3 separate regions of the Homo sapiens genome follow, and regions 1 and 2 are each linked to region 3. The links are chromatin contacts, found by Hi-C or POLR2A ChIA-PET in ENCODE. All regions are on one chromosome and are shown on one strand. The core of a region is the stretch at or near the end of the contact, and the rest is flanking DNA. Distances in the headings are between cores, read along the strand shown.

The links. A loop is a pair of places that touch in the nucleus more often than their neighbours do. ChIA-PET counts read pairs that join two places held with the same protein, here RNA polymerase II (POLR2A). Pooled maps may share reads with other maps.
Region 1: a loop to region 3 is called in a map of OCI-LY7, with 29 times the contacts of the local background. The contact joins the enhancer-like site here to the promoter of PSMG1 in region 3. A Hi-C loop is called at or near these places in 1 of 168 maps with a recorded cell type or tissue (OCI-LY7), 2 of 37 single-sample maps with no recorded cell type and 2 of 50 pooled maps.
Region 2: a loop to region 3 is called in a pooled map, with 18 times the contacts of the local background. The contact joins the promoter of CBR3-AS1 here to the promoter of PSMG1 in region 3. A Hi-C loop is called at or near these places in 3 of 37 single-sample maps with no recorded cell type and 12 of 50 pooled maps. POLR2A ChIA-PET finds 5 or more read pairs at or near these places in 1 of 52 experiments (OCI-LY7).

What each region holds. Positions count from the first base shown.
Region 1 is chr21:35,221,260-35,224,192 of GRCh38, reverse strand. The region is part of intron 1 of LOC124905015 (a long non-coding RNA gene); the gene reads left to right. Among named protein-coding and RNA genes, the nearest start is that of RUNX1, 170 kb to the right of the region's middle. Within about 2 kb of position 1,537, at least 3 of the 41 ENCODE cell types and tissues checked have a DNase peak (open chromatin) inside an H3K27ac peak, as active enhancers do; they include OCI-LY7, where a contact is called at or near this core.
Region 2 is chr21:36,154,909-36,157,917 of GRCh38, reverse strand. It overlaps CBR3-AS1 (CBR3 antisense RNA 1), which reads left to right and starts at 1,610. Exons shown (of 3, transcript NR_038893.1): 1 at 1,610-1,701. It overlaps DOP1B (DOP1 leucine zipper like protein B), which reads right to left and starts at 1,094. Exons shown (of 37, transcript NM_001320714.2): 1 at 975-1,094. RefSeq lists silencers at 600-899, 930-1,479 and enhancers at 1,660-1,719, 1,800-1,849, 1,234-1,900, 1,901-2,568.
Region 3 is chr21:39,182,171-39,185,120 of GRCh38, reverse strand. It overlaps PSMG1 (proteasome assembly chaperone 1), which reads left to right and starts at 1,670. Exons shown (of 7, transcript NM_003720.4): 1 at 1,670-1,869. The coding sequence starts at 1,736. It also overlaps a transcript of BRWD1 not described here. RefSeq lists silencers at 1,495-1,714, 1,915-1,994.

The DNA of each region.
Region 1 (2,933 bases), core at 288-2,787, 4.0 Mb after region 3:
GGATATTGACTCATTTAAATACTGGTCAACTGTATTGAGAAGGGAATTGTATTGGGAAGAGAGCCCTTCAGGAAAAATTGTCAATGAGGAAATTATTTGTTTTCTTGTAACCGTATCATAGTTAAATCTCCATCAGTAGTGGATGGACAGAACCAAACTGCTAGTGTAAAAAGAAGATCTGAATACTTGTCCTGATTCTTTCACTTAGTAGCTGTGTGACCTGGAGCAAATTACTTAACCTCTCTGATTTGCAGTTTAGTTATGTGAAAAATGAGCATAAGTCCCTGCATAATTCATACGGAGGTAGTGAGGATAAATGTAATAATAGATGTAAAAATGTTGCAGTCCACTGGGAAACAGTAATACATGAAAGGTATGCTTAATATTTGGTTGTAAAATATAGCCTTTATTCTATGATGTCCGATTTTCTTGGCATTCACAACACTTAGAACCCACTAATAAAGCCATGCTAGCAAGAGTACAATTAAGGACAAGTTGGAAAACTGCCCAGTTCCCATGCATTTGATCTTAGTGAAGCACAGCACATTTGAAAGGACTGTGGATGCAGGAGCTGCATTTATGGGGAAGTCCCTCCATGAGGCCCTCTCCATCTACCCACCTGACCTCTTATCCTTCTACCCACTCCCGAACAATTTGCTCGGCTCAGCCCCCTCCGATCCAAAGCCTCTGTGATTCTAAGACCCAGGTGTGTTCTGGAGAAGATTAATCACAGGCAGACACAACTTTGCATTTCTTCCTTTCCCACCCACCTAACTTATTTCCACCAAAAAAAAAAAAAAAAAAAAAAAAGCCTTGAAGCAGGCTGGCAGAAGATAAAAGGGTCTCCAGTTTAGGTAGATATGCAAGAAAGGGAGAGCTGTTTGTAGAAACATCAGATCTTTCTTGGCCATGACTGGGCATCACTTTGCCCCATCTCCCATCTTTCCATAGCTAGAAGGAAGGATTCTCCTGGATACCTTCAAGGTTCATTTAAGTAGGACACAGAACTCATTGGCTCCCTTGTTCCTGGACTTCCCCTGCTAGTGGTGTGGTCTTTTCCTGACTAATCAAATCCCAGGAAACTTAGGAAACAAACTACAGAACAAGATATAATTTTGCAGGTGATTCAGCAGCTCTCAGATTTCTGTTCAGCTAGAAGGCAAATTTATCCTTCAAACCAGTATACCCATTTCTTCACATCTCCTGTGTCCCAGCAGTTGGATAAACTCTCCAGGTAATGGTGAATCAAGAAAAGGTCATCTGACAAGCTCAGTGAGTGAAAATGGCCCATCCCACTTTGCTGAAGTCACATCACGGGCTTGCTGTCACTGAAGGTCATTGCCATACCACTTCCTACAGGTCTTTGACCTCAAGGGCCGGAGGAACACTTTTCTCAGGCTCCTTTCTCCCCATTGCTGTGGTCCACAAATGTATTCACTGAAACAAGTAATTCTGCTTAGTTCCGAAATAAAGAAACTTAGGTCAGAGTTCTAACCAGAAACAGGAAATGCAGCCAGGGGAGGACAGAGTCAGAGGAAATTAGGCAGGGTGACTAGAAGAAAGAGGTTTTCAGAAATGCTTTCTGAACCTACTCCAGCACTCTGCCTCCCTGGAAGGCTGTAAAATCCATGCAGTTTATCCCAAATTTCCCACGTACAACACCAGACTCCTTCCTGGCATTAACATTGCTTTCCCTTCAGCACAACCTCTGCTCTCTGTTGCTAATTCAGTTTCAGTGTCTCCTTTCTCATGAACTCATACTCTCATGACCTGTAGCATGTGCAAAAGTAATTTAACGTATTTCACCTGATATTCTCTTTGGAATTCTCAGATGGTGGCATGAAAGTATAATGTAACTTCTGCATGTAAATGATGGATGTGTGAGTTTGTACGTGTGTGTGTGTGTGGGGTGCACACATGTTTGTGTTCACTCACCTGCCTGCGAGCCCATGTGCTCTAGCAATAGGATAGGAAGAGAGCTGTCCATGGTATGTCATTCATTCATTTGATATGTATTTATAGATCTACCACACACCATGCACCACTGTGCCTGCATGACCAGCTACAGGATGAAGAACAATTGCAATGAGGCCCTTGTCTTCAAGGAGCTTACAGTCCAGTGGGAGGGAAAAGCCATGGCAGTAAAGCTCAGGACATGCTGATAGCCTAAATACAGATAACTGTACCCATCCTTTACTTTAATATCCCTTTCAGGCTTACCCTCCACCCGAGTGCCAGACTCCCTTCCATACCCAAACATACCAGCCTCAAATATGTCTCAGCCTTGGAGTGCCATAGGGAGCCATCAGGAGAGGGAATCAATGCTAAGCCCCACCATGAAGAAAGCCAGAGCAGCTGAACACACAGCTTTGAGCTTCCTGTAGGTCACTGCAAAGAAGGAAAGAAAAAAAAAAGACCACATGACCAAAGACCACATGACCAAACTTTCTCATGAAATAATGTGGCAGATTACACCCTCAAATGGTACAAAATTTCCCCATGTAGTTTATCTATTATCTAACTGTTGATTTCAAGGGATGCCAGATAGGGAAAAGTCTTCTCTAAATTGACATGTTTTATCCTTTTCCACTTCCATTCTTACCTTCCCAGCTTTTTGCAGGGACAAATACATATTAGACTGAGGCACATTTTGAAATTTCTGTTCAAAATATATTATTATCCGCAACTCTCAAGGTGGATTCTGAAAGATTATTTAAATATTTTATGCTATTAAATGTTTCAAATACACCAAACAATATGTGTGCCTATGATTTATATGCAAGATATACAGAATATAAAATAAGCACTCCTCTACTCATTCATTCATTCATCTGATACATATGGTATGTTTGGGTATTGAAGGGAGTCTGGCACTCAGGTTGAGGGTCAACCAGAAAGGGATATCAAAGTAAAGTATGGGTGGATTTGTGTGC
Region 2 (3,009 bases), core at 361-2,860, 3.0 Mb after region 3:
CCAGATCCCAAAAAAGTTCACTGTAAATATGTCTATATGAAGGAACATTTCTCAGTTCGATGAAAATGAGGACAGTGACCCTACCACATAAGCAAAAACATTTAGCAACAGATAACAGATATGTACTATTAGTAATAAAATTGATAATGATCCTTAGTCCACAGCACAGAAACACTCATCACCAATGGGCTTAATCAACTCTGGGACACACTGTTTTGAATGTGGTCTTTCAAAGTGGCAATTAAATTGTACTGGAAAAAATTTAAGCCACCTAATGGCAGCAGACTTGTGGGGCCGGGGGGACGGTCTTCCCTCGCCTTACCAAAAAAATCCTAGCAAAGTCTTCCCAATTGTGGGGCTGCAGTCGCGAGTGTAAGGCAACACTGCGGGTAACAGTCCCCGCGAGCAGCCGGGAACCCTGCAGGGCGCAGGGGCCAGGCTGGCAGAGCGCGCACTGCGGCCCGGATCCCTTCTCCTGGGGACTGGCTGGAAGACTGGGGTCTTCCCCAACGAGGAAAGCCCTTAGTTCTCACAGGTCTGCGTCCCCAGCCTCCTCCCCAGCCAGGGCACCAGCAAACAAAGGCTGAGCGTCTCTTCGTGGGCCGGCCCCGGGAGGGCGCGCGGGCCGCGACCCACCCCTGGACCTGCACCTGCCGCCCCGCTCGGCGAGGGCGTGGCCGGCATCATATCCTCCGCGCCAGGGTCGGGTAACCCTAGGGGACCCCACCCAGTCTCCCCGCTGCCCTCCCGGTCTCCGGCCCCGAGCTCTCCGCCCCCGCACTGCAGCAGAGCGCGCCGCAGGCCCGGGCCGCGCGCCGGTAAGCCACCTGCACCCCGGGCCGCCCCACGGCGCCGCCCAAGCCCTCTGGACCCGGAGAAGGACCCGCGGGCCGGCGGGGAGGAGATGCCCGGCTCCTCCGGCTTCGCCCAGCGGCTGAGGACTGGACGCCGGACAGGGCGCAGGCACGACTTACCGCGGCAGTGGCCCTGTTGGCGGGCGCGCTCACGTGCGGCGCGGAGGAGCCCTCCGGGCTGGGGGAGAGAGACTGGGCAGGGCTGCGGCGCGGCCGGGAGCCAGAACCGCCGAGGAAGAGCCGGAGAACCAGCGGCAGCGGCTCTTCCCCACCGCGCGGGTCGGGGCGGAGCCTGGAAGCCGGGCCTCGGCGCTTGGGGCGGGGCTGGAAGGCGGGGCTGGACGCCTGGAGGCGGGCTCAGGGGCGGGACCTGGAGGTGGGCCATAGGCGCGCGGGGGCGGGGTTTCCGCGGGCGGGGCGGAACTAGAAGACGGGGCCTGACCGAAGGAGGCGGGATCAAGGGCGGGGCCTGGAAGTGGGCTGTCCCTACAGGGGCGGGGCCTCGGCTGGCCGGGCTAGGCTGGAAGGCGGGGCCTGACTCATGAAGGTGGGATCAAGGGCGGTGCCTGGAGGCGGGCCATAACAACAGGGGCGGGGCCTCGACGGGCTGGGCTGGACTGAAAGGCCAGGCTTGACTCACGGAGTCGGGGTCAGGGGCGGGGCCTGGAGGTGGGCCTTAGACGCGGGGGCGGGGCTTCGGCTTGGGAGCAGGGCTTGGGGAGGGCCCCGGCGTACTGGGGCGGTTCAGTCGCCTCAGCCGCGGTGTGAGGGAGCGGGAGTCTTCCTTAGCTTCTCCGCCATGGGTGTCGCTTCGTAGCCGGGCTGCTCCGGGAAAGGCCTCGTACAGGTGAGCGGGGCGGCGTTCGCGCCTCACCTGGGGACCCCCGACACAACCGAGTGGAAGGGGACATTGGTCAGTGCCCGCCCAAGGTCGTCCGCGCGTGTGTCGGCCCTCGGAGGTGCTTTGGAGTCACTCACAGAAACGGAGAAGCGGGGGCTCCTCGAAGGGTGCGCGGCACCTGGTTCACCCCATCTTTTCCCTCTGGACCACGTCCAAGCCCTCCACACACGTTTGGGGCGCAGGGGGCGCGGCGGGCTTGGGACCCCTGCTAAGTTGCCCCAGCCCGCACGGGCCTCAGGTTTCCGACCCTGGGCGACAGGAGAGGTGAGATCATTTCTACCTGGACAGAGCTTATCACGTGGACTGTGGCTCAGGAAGGAGACCTTGACGTCAACCTTAGAAAGCATTCATATCTCCAGACAATCACCAGCCCCTGCCTGCCATCCTCTCGAGCGCTGGGACCTAGACGGTCCAGTCCGACCGCTTCAGGGTAGGACGCACCTGGAGGGTGCGCGGTAGGCAGTGCTCACCTGAGCACAGGCCCTGTCCCCACCCAGCTGTGGCTCCAGCCAACCCGAAGTGGGCCACTTGTGGATGAAGGCTGTCATTTCTGCAGTGGCCTCGCTCCTTTTAACTCCCGAGCGTCCTTTAGAAATGTTCAGACCAGGTCTGGAGTTCGTGAAGGCGAGGCAGTGGTCAATGAGCTTGGGAGGTGGGGGAGGTCATGAGCACCTGGAAGTTGTTTAGAACACTTTGTGTATATGCATGTTTCTAGGGGAGGGGTATATTATCAGCTTCCAAAGTGGATCTATCACTTCCCTGGAAACACTAAGAATATTTTAATAGCTTGGGATGCTGGACCTGTGGCCCAGCCAGGCTGCTGATTCTGATTTTGTCTCCATTTGGCATATACCAAGTGCCCCAGATGTAAATCCTCTCATGGTCAATTTGAGGAATGGTCTTAAGATAGAAGCAGAGAGAAACGAAAAGATTGAGCCATAGTTAGCAGGAAAAAAAATTAATTTCATGAAAATTGATTTCCTAATGAGAATATGATAAACTGGTTTTACAAAAGCAGCAAACAAAACCAGCAAAAACCAAAAAACAACAAAAAAAAAACAAGAAGATGGCAAGCAGGTGAGTTTTTTTTTTTTTTAGGTTCTTCAAATCCTAGTCACACTCAACACTGCACTGAACAGAGATGAAAGAACTGCTTTACACTTAACATTGAAAAAAGAAGTAGTCTGTTTGTGCCAAAGCCACCATGCACATACAATCTGTGCCTTGTATTCATATACCACCTATCTGTAAAGG
Region 3 (2,950 bases), core at 421-2,920:
ATTGTAACTGCATGAAATAAGCATTTGCTTAAAACTTAACATTGTAAAATTGTTCTCTCTGAAATGTGTGCAGAATTTAAATCATGGCCAAATGTATTACTATTACCCTATTTACAGTAATTTGCTTTGCAGAAAATATTTCTTCATCATGGAACTGTGAAATCAAATTGAAGATCTTACTGGTAAAAATGACAAATTAACAAAAGGACTAAGACAAGTGGTGCCCAAACAACCTTTTTATTCTGCAGTTCCATCATCATAATAGACCAGTTAACCCAGGAGTCCTAATGTTTTAAAACATCATTGTGGTGATCTTGTTTATTCTATCTCACTAAGGATATCCAGTTTCCTAAGCTCTTACTGGCTAGCAATTTCGTCTTAATTTTATTGCTAAATGTTCAAATTTTGCTTCCAAACTCACTTTATTTTTGCAGATGTGTACATCTGCTAAGTACTAATTTTATGTAAATGATTTTGTTGATTATCTTTCCACATCTTAAAATGTTTCTAACAGCTTTGAGATTTTATCTCAACAGGCTCTCTCTGACCCCAAAGTAGTACTTACCTTCGTGACTACTGACAAAGTCACAAAATGCAGGCGATGTCATGTATTTCGGTACAACTAAATCTAGGAAACGGTTTTTTCATTGCATTACTGCATATTTTCATTTTCATTTAAATTATGTCCCCTTTTTCTCTTGCTTGAAACAGTGCTCCTCGAACTTTGTCTTCCAGCACATTTTAAAGAGAACCAATTAAAGAACAATCACACATTCTGCTTATTAAAGGCTATTTAAAAAGAAACATTTTGTATTAGAAAATGGCCAACTTTAAAACACTATTTTTTACACTCATAAAAATGTTTTTTAAATCGCCTTGACAATCATCAGCTTTTGAAATGTGAATTCCTATTGCCAGAGTAAAGGTCTCGTTTTTATACCACCACGAAGCGCTGTATTTCTTGCTGCCCTTGCGTCCGCCCGTGCCCGCTGTCTGAGGGCGCGCCTGGCTACGGGGGCCCTCAGTACCACCGCGCCGCCACCTACCTGGGCAGTCGAAATTTGGAGCGGGTGCTCAGTACACTAATGCTACCCCAGTCTCTCCTAACGCAGAAGGAAAATGGAAACGGACGATGAGGGGACGGCCCCACAGCTCCCGGACGCCACGGCCAGCGGCGCTGGCTCCGCCCCTGCACCCCTGGTTCCGCTACCGCCACGAACGGAGGCCCCGCCCTCCTCTCGCCCCCTGCCCCTCTAGCCCGCAGTCCTCCCACCTCCTGGCGCCCGCAGGGCTCAAGCTGCGAATGAAAGCCTTTGGGGGCCGGACGCGGTGGCTGAGGCCTGTAATCCAAGCACTTTGGGAGGTCTAAGGAGGACGATCGCTAGAGTCCTGGAGTTCGAGACCAGTCTGGGCAACATAGCGAGACCCCCTCCCCCAATCTGTAATTTAAAAACAAAAAAGCTGCGGGGACTGCTGGCCCAGGGCATGACAGCGCGGGCGGGCGGTGTAGAGGGCGTGGCCGCGAGCTCAGGGTGTGCCTGGGAGCGAGCCCTGTGCGGGGCGGGACGTAGCGCCCGCGCGGTGGGGGTGTGGCCGCGAGCTTGGGCTGTGCGCGGAGGGCGTGGCCTGTGCGGGGCGGGACTTATTGCCCGCGCGGTGAGGGAGCGTGGTCTCGCGCAAGCCGGCGTGCGGTCCCGCGGCGCTGCAGTTGTGTCCAGCCGGTCACGGGGCGGCTATGGCGGCCACGTTCTTCGGAGAGGTGGTGAAGGCGCCGTGCCGAGCTGGGACTGAGGACGAAGAGGAGGAGGAGGAGGGGCGGAGGGAGACGCCCGAGGACAGGGAGGTGCGTCTGCAGCTGGCGCGGAAGAGGTGAGGCACCGGGATAAGGGCAGCGCGCTCACCGCAGCTGGAAGGTGCGCGGGCCTGGCAGCCGCGACGGCGCCTAAGGCCGGGGCTCCGCGGTCTTCCGAGTGGCCCCCGCGGTTGCCGCCGCTCCTTGGCTCTGCTTGGGCCCTGGGTCTCCGTGAAGCCGCGGCGTCCAGCGGCGCCAGCCCCAGGTGTGTGTGGTTCTCGCGTGGATCTGCTGGCGTTTCGTGGAGTCCAGGGTGAAGCCGCTGTGGGAGGGCTGGGTTCAAATCCGTTCTTTAAAGGCTTTCTGGAGCGTTTCTGGAGCATTTCTGGAGGCTTGGTGTCTTGCGGACTCGTGATCTTCCCGCTTGTCACACTGTCTTGGGCCGCAGCGCTCCCGCGGGCCCCACCACGTTTGTCGTGGATTGTTCACGGACACACCAATTCCCTCGAAACTTTTTAAACCTGCACCCAACACTTCAATTAGCATGATGTGTCAGTAGCCGATGAACACGCTTTAAAAAAATTGTTTCCAAACACAAAAAAGTGGGAGAAAATAGTCAAGTGAGCCCTGACCCCTACACAACCGGGTAAATTCAACAGGAAGATTTTGCCACGTTTATTTTCTCTCCCGCCACTCCTAAGCGAATTCCAGTCATCATGGCCTTTCACCTCTACATTTTTCAGAATACATCTCAAACGTTTTAGGGATTTTCTTACATATGCTATTATCACCCCTAACAACACTAATACTAATTTTCCAGTATCATTTTGTAGTCCATGCTCACTCACGTTTACCTAGTTTTTTCAAACATGACATTTTACAGTGGTCTGCGTGAATGAGAATCCTAACAGGGTCCACAGGTTACATTTAGACGTGTCACTTCATTTAGAGCAACCTCCTCTTACCCCTCCTAAGAGACAGGACTGATTGTCTTGTCCAGTGCCCCCACACTCTGAATTTGTCTGATAGCTTCGTTGTGGTGTCACTTAACGTTTGTATCACCTGCATGTCCTGTAAAATGAATGTTCATTTGGAGGCTTGGTCAGATTCTCATTCAAAGTTTTGTCGGCAAGAATGCTTCTACTAAGTGGTGCTTTC